2 separate regions of the Mus musculus genome follow, and region 1 is linked to region 2. Evidence: chromatin contacts called from ENCODE Hi-C data. All regions are on one chromosome and are shown on one strand. The core of a region is the stretch at or near the end of the contact, and the rest is flanking DNA. Distances in the headings are between cores, read along the strand shown. Region 1 overlaps Immp2l (IMP2 inner mitochondrial membrane peptidase-like (S. cerevisiae)). Region 2 overlaps Dock4 (dedicator of cytokinesis 4).

Evidence for each region. A loop is a pair of places that touch in the nucleus more often than their neighbours do.
Region 1: a map of T-helper 1 cell shows a loop between it and region 2 (3-fold over the local background). The contact joins two enhancer-like sites. A Hi-C loop is called at or near these places in 5 of 37 maps with a recorded cell type or tissue (T-helper 1 cell, gastrocnemius, left cerebral cortex and 1 more).

What each region holds. Positions count from the first base shown.
Region 1 is chr12:41,876,000-41,882,392 of GRCm38, reverse strand. All of the region lies in intron 6 of Immp2l (IMP2 inner mitochondrial membrane peptidase-like (S. cerevisiae)), which reads right to left. Among named protein-coding and RNA genes, the nearest start is that of Gm46348, 110 kb to the left of the region's middle. Within about 2 kb of position 4,634, at least 1 of the 3 ENCODE cell types and tissues checked has a DNase peak (open chromatin) inside an H3K27ac peak, as active enhancers do; it is left cerebral cortex, where a contact is called at or near this core.
Region 2 is chr12:40,834,253-40,841,623 of GRCm38, reverse strand. It overlaps Dock4 (dedicator of cytokinesis 4), which reads right to left. Exons shown (of 53, transcript NM_172803.2): 48 at 7,167-7,248; 49 at 6,894-7,003; 50 at 4,922-4,994; 51 at 3,070-3,183; 52 at 326-387. Among named protein-coding and RNA genes, the nearest start is that of Immp2l, 190 kb to the left of the region's middle. Within about 2 kb of position 4,507, at least 1 of the 3 ENCODE cell types and tissues checked has a DNase peak (open chromatin) inside an H3K27ac peak, as active enhancers do; it is left cerebral cortex, where a contact is called at or near this core.

The DNA of each region.
Region 1 (6,393 bases), core at 3,385-5,884, 1.0 Mb before region 2:
TTTTCCACTTCCTGAGTTTGGGATGATAGGAAAGAGAGTGAGATGGGGCTTCCTGATCAAGAGGAGTATATCATATGGGCTCAGTTTCAGACATTTCTGGCTTTGTTAAATATCTAAGTAGACACAGTTGGGAGAAAAATAATGAAGACACACCTTCATTTGGGTTAGGGAAGAAGATGTTCAAACAGAAAGGACAGATGGATCCAGCAAGTCAATGAAGCTGTCTACTAAGAAAAGGAGAGGTGATTACTTGTTGATTCCTGACAACCCAGACAGAGGCCATGTCTGTGGAGTGGCCAGCAGGAAAGCCCGCCTGAAGTGGAAGTGAGACACTAGGAGGCGAGACAAGGCTGACACTGAGCATAATCAGCATTTTTTGAAGGAATTTATCAAGACAAGGTAATAAGAACTGCTAAAGGCATAGGCAGAGAAGCAGAGGTTCTCTTTTAAGATGTAATAAAACCTCCCAGCAGGTTATCATGCTGTTTGGAAAGTTTTTAAAGAGAAGAACTATTGATGATACAGGAGACAAGATAGGAACTGCAAGCTCTCTATCCTTCTAGGCCAATGCAATGGACTCTCTTAAGCAATAGAGTGGCAGCCTTTGCTATGAGCAAGCAGAGTTCTCAGGGAATGGGACACTGAGCTGCTCAGTAAATAATAATCAATCAGTATTGACTTTCAGTCTTCCTACTATAAAACCTCCTAATATACTAAGACTAGTTAGGGTTTTCGAATTTCATCATGATCTTGGAGATCAATTATCCATTTTGTCACTGATTCTCCAGAACCCCTCAAAGCACCCAACCTCTTTTAAGACTTGGGTTTGTTTGTGATTATGAAATGGGCCATTTCCTGGTCATCACTGTGCCTGGAAAACAAGTGAGTGATCCAAATAAACTGTCCTGGGCACTGCATCTCCTTGATATGTACTGCTGCAGAACATCATAGAGGGGAAACATATGAAAAGGTCATGTACATCAAATGTCTACCTAGCATTGGACATGCAGAGACGAAGCCACATCCAACCTTGTAAACCCTCTGAGGAAAGATATCCAGGCACTATGCCTAAACATTCTGTGTAATTAAATTTCATTGCTGAGGAGACTTTCATATAAATAATATGTTTAGTGTCATAATTGCCATTGTTTCCATGAGAACTGTACTTGCAAAGGTTGACTGCATAGTTCTCATCCTTAGAGACATAGCTCAAATGTCACTGCCACTTGGATATATCACTGGGTTCCTCTGGGAATTCCCTCTCCTTGTTGATGCCTGAGCTAAAGCACCGAGCAGACTACCTTGTGATGATGTTTGCTTTTCTGCCTCCTGTGCAGATTGTGAGCGCCTTATCTATCCTCCTCGGTGACATGTACAGAGTAGATATGAGCTAAATGTTTGCCAAATTTAAATATAAATTCCCAAGTTGGGGCTTGTCAAATAGAATGGCATGATATACAGGAAAGGAGTGTGTTACTAGGTACTGAGACTATAAGTGTGTGTGAGGACAAAGCATGTGTTCCTTACACTTGGCATTTCTGACTACTTTATAATTTCAAGCACTGCTTGGGTCGATGAAATGACTTTTTTTTCATGCAGTTTTAAGATAAAACAGGATACAAAGCTGTCCTTGTACATACTACATTACACATAATTGGTGGCTTCCATATTTCCTTGTAAAGGAAACATGAAAGCACCCAAAAGCTCTGGCCCAATCCTCAGCTCTAGGAGAATCTTGACATCGATGAGATCACAGCTTTGAGGCTCTAATATAAGAATGGCTATAAGTGAGTTGAGCTTCTACTAAGTGGATTTTGGGGATTGTACTTCCTGGCAGAGGTGAGTTGTTTCTGACAATCAGATTCACTGGGCCTAGCCCTGCTATTCTTTTTCCCTGCTGTGAGGTCTGGTCTTTGAATTTTCTCTTAACCTTTTTAACAGACAGTCTTCTTCAGCATTTTCCAAGAGAAAAGAAAAAGTGCTTCCCTTTCTCTAGCAATGACAGTTAAACCTTCCATTTAATATGAAATCAAGTGGAGACATCTGTGCTTTGTCATAAAAAAGTAAACAGTTGGATTTTTCTAATTATTATCTCTGCGTCAGCTGTAGGTTGAGAACACGTTTGCCTTTGTGTCACCTTGAGAAATCTGTCTTAATTTCATATGAGCAGGCCCAAGAAAGAATCATTCTCCATTAGTTCATTTATTTATTTATTTATTTATTTATTTATTTTTATCTACATCTGCTCTGAGAAGTTGCTTACATCTAATGTTGGACCACCCTTCACACGTTAAATTGGAAGTTCCCCCACCACCACCACCACCAAATAATGATAATCTGGATTCCATGTATCTATTAGAAACCATAACAATTCAGCAATAAATGGAAATGTTTTGGACTGTGAGGGGTTTTGAGGGCTTTTCCCATTATCAGTTGCTCATGTAGGTTAAAAAAAAAAAAAGTGAACATTCACATAACGAATGCCATGCAAACAACAAGACCAAGAGAGTGTCTCATCTCCTTCTTACAGCTTTCTACATATCAAGGAAGAGTCCTGTTGTCCTGCTCCCTGGGAGAGCAGCTACTAAGGAGAAATGAAATATTGAGAAAGCACCAAGCCACAGTAAAAGCGAGAGAAGGAGTGTTTGTTTTCCTTTCTGCTTTGTCTGTCTTTATTTGTTCTGCAGTGAGCTTGAAAACTTCCTGTATGTCTTCAATACCTGGAACAGTTCAGAAGCTACTATTGTCCCAGCTGTGACTAATGCCCACTTCATGCAAGTGTAGAACAGCAGATATGCTAATCATAATAGGCCATCACCAGGACCATGCAGTCCTGCTAGGAACACAGGGCTCAACAAGCTATGAAGGCCACACTTAAAATTCAAACTGTATTGTAATATACATTAATATGGCCACTGGATGGGGAGGAACCAAACAAATACCACAGAAAGTTATTTGCAGGAAAACTGGCAAACTAAGACCATTTGTTGCCACATGCAGGGCAGGAGAGCCTGAGAGCTAGTATGGCCTGTGTCCAATCAAATTTTAAGTATTTGACATCTGCAACCATCTAACACTGTAAAAGTCTACATAGGAAAGTAAAGCAGCTTCTATGAGAGTTGAGGATGAGTGCTCTACCAGAGAAACAGTAAGCTGCATAATAGAAATGAGGACTCCTTGAGAAGATGGTTATAAAGAAAAGATTAAAAAAAAAAAAACCATCTCATATAAGCACCCAACAATCAGTAGACTGAAGCTTTTAGAGAACACTGGGGTACAATTAGGCACATTTCCACCAAGACTGACTATAACGAAACAAGAATGAAAACCTAAAAGCATTCTTAGTGATGTGCATTCCTTAATGTAGTCTACCAGAAGGGTCTATAAAGCCAAAGGACTAACTCAGATATGTATCAATTAAGTACCTCTGAGGAGATTATAAAATATTACAGCAGTCATCATACATATCAGGTGGTTATTAAAAGTTGGGAACTTACTGTGTACAAATGTCTAACCTAATTTACATATATTTTTTAATTTAATCCTTAGGGCTATCTGACGAGGTAAATATGATTATGGATCCAATTTCACAGATGAGAAACCTGAGGCATGAAGAGCTTAAACAAACACCCAGCTGTTAATTGGAATCCCAAATTCTTAACTGCTGGGCCATACCGAGAAAAGCCACAACTTCCTCATTTCTCTCCTTCCCACACCCTGTTGTTATGACAATTGTCAGGCATGTGCAACATATATCCATAGTTCGGTTAGAGCCAAAGCTAAGCATGGCCAACAGAACTGCCTGGGACCCTGCTGTCACCTAATGCCAGGTACCTTCTGTGTTCCTATCTGGGCATAGGTCCTACAAGCAGAGAAGGCTCTGAATTCTTGCCTAGTAGTTGTAGTTCTTTACCTCCCAAAAAGTGAGGGATCCCCATAAATCACTTAACAGCTTTTTAAGACATTTAAAATGTTTAATTGCTGCTCATTATATTTACCCCTTAATGTATCTCTAAATTCTATTACTCTTAAATGTTATTAAAAATAACTTTTTAGAGTTTTTATACATAGATTTTTTTTTTGGTAAACATGCTTTCCTAGATCATTAATGTACTTCAAAATGTTCGAAAATATGCAAAGTAGCTAAGATGTGGTTCAATTCAAAAATTGTTATTTTTCTAAAACCACACATCTTCAAAAACTCCACACCCTGGTCACTCACTCTAGGTAAGAAATCAAGAAGTTGGCCTTCAAAGCAGGCTCACCACTGGCTAAAGAGTAGCACATTTTGTGTGTGATGCAGGCCTTCATCAAAGAGTTTATTATGCTTCCTCAGCATCAGCTTCTTCTAGACCTGCCTTGACGCAAGAAGCCTATCTTCATTGCCAAAATCACTGGTACCTCAAAATTCTGTTTACTGTTCATTCTTTTTAAGTCTTTCTTGACCTCCCCATATGCACACACCAAATCTTATTAATTTTTCTTTAAGTAGCTTTGTCTGAGAGGACACACACAGGTCATATGCAGGCCATAGAAATGAACTAGGAAAGTCTTCCAAAAGTCCCTAAGGAAATCTTATCTGCTGAATTGAGTTAACGTCCACTTGTATTTTGGACATATGCCCAGTAGCTAGCAGACAACACAGTCTTTTATATTTGCTACAATTCCCTCCCCACAAACAGAAAACATAAAATAAAAGGAGCTCCTTGGAGAACAAGGGTAACCATAACAATACATTGCACTCAACCCCATGTTCGATTCTGAAAACATTTTTTTCTCATTTTCTATTATTAATCAAGGGTTTTTAAGTTTAATTTTAACCATCCTCCTTTCCTGTAACACTGTATGTAATAAAACCATCCTTTGAGCTGGGGAATAGCTCCATGGTAACAGATTCTCAAACATCAGCACAGGATGGAGCTTTCAGTGTGTGATCACAGCTCAAGGAAGGAGGAGGAGGAAAATGCTGAAACCCACGGAGGCTTTCTTTCCTTCCTTGGGACAACATCGTGAGAGAAAGAAATCAGCAACCTCATGAGAGCTTACTGCGAACAGGGAAGGAGAACTGAGTGGAGTGGAGTGACAGAGCAAGCCTAAGATGTTAATGGGATTGTTATGGAAGTTCAGGATAGAAAGCAAATCCTTCATTTTAGTTCCCTAAAGAGATAAAAAAGCCGGGTGTGGTGACGCACTCCTTTAATCCCAGCACTCAGGAGGCAGAGGCAGGCGGATTTCTGAGTTCGAGGCCAGCCTGGTCTACAGAGTGAGTTCCAGGACAGCCAGGGCTGCACAGAGAAACCCTGTCTCGAAAAAAAAAAAAAAAAAAAAAAAAGATAAAAAAGCAGTCCTCATTCCCTAGAGCTGAAAAGAGGTCTGTTTTCTGGTGTCATGCTTTCCAATTTATATGGAAATAGAGCCATGTATATGCTTATACGTAAACACAGTCCTGTGGTAGGTATGGTAGTAGAGTACATGTACACATGATTCAATGGGCTAAATTTTAGGGATAGTACATTATAGACAAAATGAAGTAAGTATTCCCATCTTTAATAACAGGCTGAAACAGATAGATGCTGGGCACCAAAGTTCCCTCTGAAGACCATGTGACATCGGTCCTCTTACTACTTTCCTGGCCATCATTGTTAATACAGACAAAATCTCCTAAAATTTCATATTTTTCTTGTCAAATTGCATGGATTAACTGGACAAAAAAACAAATTGAGAGTGAATTAGAGAAGTATACCATTTTAAACTTTTATCCTTTTTTTTTTTCTAGAAAAAGATCTTGCTGCAACAAAACTTTGAAAATATAGTGTCTTTCAAGTTTAGATAGCCTTTAGGTATATGGGTGCTTCTAAAGTGCTGAAGGAAGTTTAATGCCATTTGTTCTTCCAATCTTGTCTGCACTATTAATTTGGTTAATGGGTTAGGAATCCTTTCTTTATAGATAGCAGAAAAGTAAACTTCAGCCTAGCACTTTTCAAAGTTATTACATCTTCTGAAAAAGCGGGGTGCAGATTAATGAGGTTTTACTCAGGGCTTTGGAGTCACAGGAGCCTTGAATGAAGTAATGCAGCCATGTTTCCACTTAGGGAAAGTAACAATCATGAAATGTAAATTGGACTTTCAAGCAGGACAACCGAACTGCATCCATCCCTGGAAACACTGAAATCACTTTTCAAGCATATCTCTCTGCACATGAGAAGGCTGTGGTCCCACCCTAACCCACCTACAACATGAGCTGCAACCACTTATGGAAGATCAAGAGGTCATGTAATTTACACCCTCTTCTTCATGGGAACAAGTGTTACACTGTTACGTAAACACATATACCCTTACTTTACATTAACAGTTGATTAAAGATGGTTTCTCATTTTCAGATTTTTTTTCATT
Region 2 (7,371 bases), core at 3,258-5,757:
TACACATGTATGTTTAATGTGCTTTAAATGTGTTGACTATAGTTTGTTATGTTCTCATTGCCAAAATATGGAGAATTAAGCTGCGCATCCTCCTACTACTAAACAACAAAACAAACAATAGAAAACAAAACGTAGCCCACGAGATCTGTGTTCTTGGGTAAATCTCTGCAAGGGGAAAAGCAGCGCTGTTTTCTTGCCCCCAACCCCCTTCTTAATATGACCTTGTCTGTAGGAATGAAAGCACCTTTTGATGAGCTTAGGACAAGGTTTTAAGAAAAAGGAACCAGGGCCGATCTTTGGATCCAGTCTAATGACAGACCTGTACCTTCAATGGAGAACGTCCAGCAGGCGAGGGGGACACTGATGTGGTGTGTCTTGCTGGCGAAGCTGTAGATGGAGAAAGAACATTTTAACTAAGAAAAACCAGAGGGCTGGCTGCATATGCCCTCTATGTGTCCAAGCCCAGGCAGATGTATTAGTGGATAAGGATCTTCTCAGCAAGGGAAGAGGAAAATGGAGAGGACAAACTACACAATGGCTCTCTAGAATAGATTCCTTGTAGAAGATGGTGCCATCAAGACATTGGCCAGTTAGTGAAAAAGTTACTGCTGTACACATATGATGCTTTGACTAGAAGGGTATGGCCCCAAACAGCTCCAATGGCCTTTTTTTCTTTCCTTTCCGTTCTTTTTCTGCTGATAAGGCTTCATGTAGTCAAAGCTAGACTTGAGCTCCATACACGGCTGTGGATGGCCATGAATTCCTTAGTCTCCTGACACCTCCTAAGTGCTTAGGTTATGTGTCTGTGCTGCCACGCTTGGCTCTCAAATCCTTTCTAAACCTCCAAGTCCAGATGCCTTTCATCACTCAACTGCTTGATCTCATAAAATGCTCCTGGGGGAAAGTGCTAGGAGTCGTTGGGAGACACCTTCTGTCTTTGGCCTGAACAGGGAAGACCAAGGCCCTGCAGGCAGCCTAGAGCAGGCCTATAGGGATGTTCAGTAACCCTTCCCTTTCACCTCACCTCCCAACATTCCCAGTGCAGACAGAAAGCTTGTCCACATCAGTACAAAGGGAGATAAGCTTCCCATTTCTTCTCTAATGCCTGTCCATAGGCCTTCCCTCAGTCCGCTGGGTGGGGAATTTGAGATATCACCATCATGGCAAGAGTGACTTCTGCTTCTCTGGGGTTTTCAGGTCTGATGCCAGGGACCCAGCATGTGTGGCATGTGCTCTTTTGTGTGCTTACAGATCACGTCTTGTTTCTAGACTGTAACTGCATAGCATAAAAACAGCTTGTGACCCAGTCGACGGGGCGAGGCCAAGCCGTCCTTCCCACTTCCACACAGAGTGATTTTGGCGAATGTGAGCTCTGTCCCTCTGTGATTTCCTGCCACTCTTCCAGCCATCACACTGAGGTCTAGAACTCATAAAAACCTACCGAAAGGCTGAAAGGAAGAAAGACAGACAGTTGCACAGCCCCACAACACTGACCACAGATGATGACATCAGGACAGACCATGAAAGCAATCAGTACAGAAGGGACAGCAGCCCTACCAATCTATGTGGGAGGAGAAGGGTTGCCCAGCTGTGCTGAGCCCTAAGAGACCACAGAGGGTGGTCCATTATCACACTGCGGGGTTGGGAGGTCTCATCTACACAAGCCAGCTCCTACTTCTGTTCCCACACGTTGTGAGTGCTGACTAGGAAGAAAACCACATATGTACAGAGAAATCGGCCACATCTGCCACTACTGTCACTGAGGTCAAGGCCTCCTGTGTACTTGACTTGGTCTTAGACATGGTGCAGGCCTGGCACCTAGTGCTCTTTCTCCGAGCTATTTTTCTGGAAATGTACTTTCTATAAGCCTAAAATAGACCCACCAGCTTCTTTTTGTCTCAGACGCCCAGCTAGCACTGATAATATTTATTCCTTTGTAAGAACTATCAATCTTATTTTCCCTTAAAAATACCTTTCAAGTTCCCATATTCACGGGCACAACCAAGCCTTTAAATAACGAGACTGTCTGAATGTACATGGATCAGCAAAGAAATACAAATGATTTGGCTGATGGGCCCTCATTTCTACAATCAGACCGATATACTAATACCGATCAAGAGGATTAAATTCATCCCTCATTCTGACCCTGCAGAAACTATTCAAAGGATGAGAAGCTACGATGTAGCAAGTGACACCGAGTGCTCAGACTAGGGCACTCTGCTGAGGAAATGGTACCACATTTTCTTTGGTTCTTAGGCCGGCTATACCTGGAAAGCTCCAGCGATGTAGGAAAGTGCTGACAAGATCTGGTTACTGGAAAAGGCAGTCAGTTCAAGCTTCTCTTAAAACTGCTCCGCATGCAAGTCACCAAGCAAGTGGTGTATGTTCAGAGGGAAAGTTGGCCTTTTCCCAACAGAAGCTCATGAAAGCCAGCTCTGCTTCTGTCTGTGATTCTCTGGGGACCCAGGGCCAGGCTGGAAGTTTCCCAACCATTTTCAGCACTCAGATGTTAGTGAGCAGAAGCAGCCCACAAATGGCCTGGTAAAATGCTGGCCCCAGCCTCATTTCAGGAACATAATCTACTGGCTCAGAAGACCTGAGGCTAGACGTACGTTAGGATGTGCTTCGTGAGCCACAGTTACAAGAGATGCAGGTCCACGCTTTAGCCCTTTGAGCAACACCACTGCCGGAAACAGAGCTCTGAGAGCAGCAGATAACTCAAGGTGTCAGAGGCTCCTCAAAGCCACTGAGGGTTGGCTCTCGAGTCAGCTGAAACATTGATGTCATCGGGGAAGATTATAGAAAGCGGCCGAGTTAGCAGAGATCAGTGCAAGCGAAGGGCAGAGGCCAGTGGCCCATCAAGCAACAAGGGTTGAACATGGAGCCAGGAAGAAGATGGCATGCTCAAATTCTTCCGAGGGGCTTATTAGAAGGGACTGTTGTCTGACTGTATGGCAGAAGAACAGGGAAAGGAGGAGCCAACTAGAGGCAAATGATGTTGCTAGCAAACTGAAATGCTCAATATACTTATTATATGAAAGTGATTATTCAAATGCTTCAAATACCCACCAGTCTGTGTGGGCCTTGGAGGGACAGGGGGAGAGATAAGTTTCCCACTGTCCGACATGTTCTTGGCTTCTTTCCCACTGTCCAGGCTCCAGCTGCTAGGGGTGGGATTCACAGCTGGAAGGGAATAACACAGCTAAACACACAAGAGCCAGCTTTGCCTTTCAAATGCTTGAGATCTTAGGAGTCTGGCAGAATTATCCAGAACGTAGTCAAAAAGACCACAAAACCTTAAGCAGTAACCAAGCAGGACACTTCCCCAATATTAAACCTCTCTCTAATTGGTTACCTAACAGAGCTGACATTTAATTGAGTAACAGCAGGTCTCTTTATTTCCCTCAAGCTGTCAAACAGAACTGCAAATCTCTATGCCAGGGAGTAGCAACCTGCTGAGAATTCCAAATGTGTTTAGATGCTGAGAAATAGATGGAAAATATAGTCATCAGCCTATTTGTAGAAATGTCTGAACAAATGGCCATCTAAAGGAGGTGATGAGGCAAAGGGCACTCTCTTATTTCAACTGTGTGGCAGAAGTACCAAGGACAGGGTTGAGGGTGCCACACTGACCAGTCCTGTCAGGAAAGGATGAGTTCCAAATGGACAGATTACACTAAGTAAGTCCTGAGAAAACCACTTGGACTGCTGATAACGTCATTGTTACTTTGCAATCCATCTGCTCCAGGCATCACGGTGTAGGAATATAGACAGCTCTGCTAGGAAGCAGGGCAGGACACACAAGGTTATGAAACACTCCACAATGAAGTTTCTAATAGTAAAACCAGCGTTCCCGCTTGCTTCCCGTGCAGATACTGCCATCTGACGGACGCAGTGAGAATTGCCACGTTTTATTCCTCCAAGTTACTGCTTTGATTTAATGGGGTGGAAATATTTTAAACATTATTTTTTTTTCTCTATTTCTTTTATATTTGCTGGGTAGTTTTCTTTAGTAAAGTTGGTAAAAATAACAGCACATCCCTAGTTTCTCCTGGTGAAGATCAATGCTTGACTTACAACATTAAAGCTAATTCCATGCTTTAAAATAATTTTGGCTAGGCCCTCACTAATTTTCATCTCCCTTTGGGAAGTTTTAATGTTAATCTATCAGTGTACCAAAATGGTAATACAGCCTAGTTCTTAATGGGGGCAATTAAAGTGCACTTTACTGGGACATTTCATTAGTGAGTCTTGATTCATTAGCCTGCGAGACTGCTATTTTTGAGGCCTGACCCTGAGAGGCAAACGGGTGACTTTGCAAGTCCCTGCACCCACAGTGGAGGAAGCGACATTTAATCTGCTCTTCCTGGTCTGTGTGTTGCTAATTGGCTTCTTAGCTCTATGCATGCATTTGGTGTGTGCATCTTATTTGTGTGTGCTTGACCTTGAGGCGGGCCCCACTCCATTATGCGTCTGATCGCAATGCTTGCATGGCATTTAATGGTACAAGAGCCTGTGTGAGTGACCACCAACAACAGTTGAGCTGGCTGAATATGAGCTTTGTGAAGGAGACAATGGATGGGGTCTGTGGAATCAATCTGAGGAGTAGCTACTTTCATTGTGTGAACTAGTGGCTTAATTGGCAACTTTGCTTCAGGGAGAGCAGGCTTGGCCTGGGCTCGCTGAACAACAGAAAGCCATTACACAAAGGAGCTTCTAATTTGCTCAGAGCTTAGGAGTTTATGGAGAATGGATCATGATAAACTGCCTTTCACTAATTGCCTAAAGATCACACTCACCCTGATCATTAACAGTCTAGAGCTCTACCTGCCACACGGCACACAGAAGACTGGGGGAAATGAGGACACAACAAACCCTGACACATTCTAGGACCTACAAGGGGTGGATGACTGGTACCCACCTTTCTCAGGTGCAGAAAGGTTGGGGTCACTTCGAGGCAAGGCCCCATCTCCAATATGATTAAACAGCATCCTCTGGAAAGGGAGAAGAGTCCATTTTTATGATATAATATGCTGAGGTAGGATGCCTTTTAGAAAATGAGATGGTTATCTCCTTATGAAACTCTTTGCTCAAAACATTTTCTATATGGTATAATGAGCCTAGGAACAAATAATTAAACTCTATTTAAGGAGAAAAGGGGAAACAGAGTCTTAGGTTTTCTGAAAGAAACATAATAAGAAATGGTGTTTTACATTAAATATAAATGGTAAATAATTACTCATAATAAACATAGGGAAAATTAATAGTAAGAATTCGCTAGGTATGATGTTCTTTACAAGTGTATACTGCTAGACTGGCAGTATGACATGAATAAGAATGAAAGGAGAAATATTAATTTAAAAACCTACTATATAGACAAACTTATAGTTCAAATACTATAATAGACAAAAATGAGCTAATGAATATTCTATAATTTTAACCTACAAAATTACCAATATTACATAGCTCTACCTAACTCATGAAAAGAAAAAGTGGAAACCTACAGCATTATACATTATTATAATTTTGGTAACATATATACTGATTCAAATTTTACCCAAGACAGATAACTCAGGACTAATCAAGGAAGCCTTTCAGAGTTTCCCATGCTGGCACATGATCTCTTAGAGCAGATGAAACAAACTGAAATCCCCTTGCAATGCCAGTGACAACGGGAAATAAAATTGGTTAGCTGGTTCAGGCAAACGCACTCAGAAATCATTTCTGCAAGACATCAGTGCTGCGCAGAGGAGGTATCCTGGGCCTTTCGGGAAGATCACACAATCAGCAAAGATAAACCAATCAAGCCAAATCCCACTCGCTCTCATCCAATTCCAGATGCAGCTACAGACTTCTGCCAGGATGGTGTAGAAAAACAGAGAAATTAGCTGGAGCAGAAACAAGGAGTTTTCTCTGCTCTTAAAATTAGTCCCAAATAAACTGTGAAAAAAACTCAGGGATACAACACGAATCTTCAACTTCGTACCCACCCTCCAATGCACATACGTTGCCCCTGGACTGGGCCTGTGGCCCATGCTCACTCAGGTTTTTGAAAGCGAGGTTTGAGTGACCGGCGGAACCACATTCCCTAGCTCGTATGACATCTCCAGGACACAGCCCCTTTCCTGGTAATCCATGGAAGATCAATGGCAAAGGCAAACAGATTGCACCTACATTCTTGGGGAAAGGAGTCAGCTGCAGCTCTTCCCAATAGCTATGGACAAACAGGAAGGTCTGGGCAGAAGCAGGAGTCTTCCCCTAAATTCAGTTGTTCTTCCCTCCCCAGACTTCTACTCATACACATGCAAACACACACACAGATGGTTTATTCACTGGCTTTTCCTTGGAATGTTGTTGTAGCAGCCATGAACCAGGTTGAGATCAAGGGCCAGGCAGTCCCTCTCAGTTTCACTGTCAGGGCTGTGACCCAGATATCCCTCTAGAACAGTGGTTCTTTAATCTATGGATCCTGGCCCTATTGTGGGTCACATCAGATATCCTACTCAACCTGTGGGTACCATCAGATATCATGCATATCAGATATTTACATTATGATTCATAAAATTTACAAAATGACAGTTATGAAGGATTTATAACAGTAGCAAAATTACAGTTAGGAAATAGCAACACAGTAATTTTATGGTCGGGGGTCACCACAGCATGAGGGACTATACTCAAGGGTCACAGGATTAAGAAGAACCACCGCTCTAGAAGGATGAGTCAGATGGTGCTCCAAACAATGGGCAGAGACCAGAGGTGGACTGACAAGAGTCTTCTTCCAACTGGCCTTGTCACTGGTTGCTTTTGGCAGGCACTGTATGAGTCCAAAGAGATTCACACACAATCCCACACTCTCCCATTCTCTAGCCTCTGATTCCCCCACAGGAGAGTACCTGAGAAGGCTCCACGGGTGTTGGGTAAATGGCACTGCACGGTCTATCTCTTGGGGACAGGCAAGAGTTTTCTCTGGAATGTTTGTGTTTGTCAGACAACAAAGGCGAAGCTGGGAAGAGAAACAGACATTATCAGTGAGCTAGCCTGTGGGGCCTTAGTGAAAGCCAGAGTGGTGTGGCAGCTGCCTACAATATGGGCCACTGAAGCCACAGTTCCCAGGGCCTGGAAACATCTCAGGGCGCCAGACAGGACATCCCCAACTCGGCACTAACCTCTGGCACTCGACGGAGCAGAACTGGTCACATTAGGTGAAGCAGAGTGAGTGGAACTCAGGCTTGAGGTAGACGGACTGGGCTGGAAACACAGGGCACTACTGTCATACATGGCTAGGAGCTTTCATTCACGACATTTGAAGCAAGACACCAACATTCATTTCGTTTTCAAATTAGCAAAAAGAAAAACGGAAACCCCAAAGGC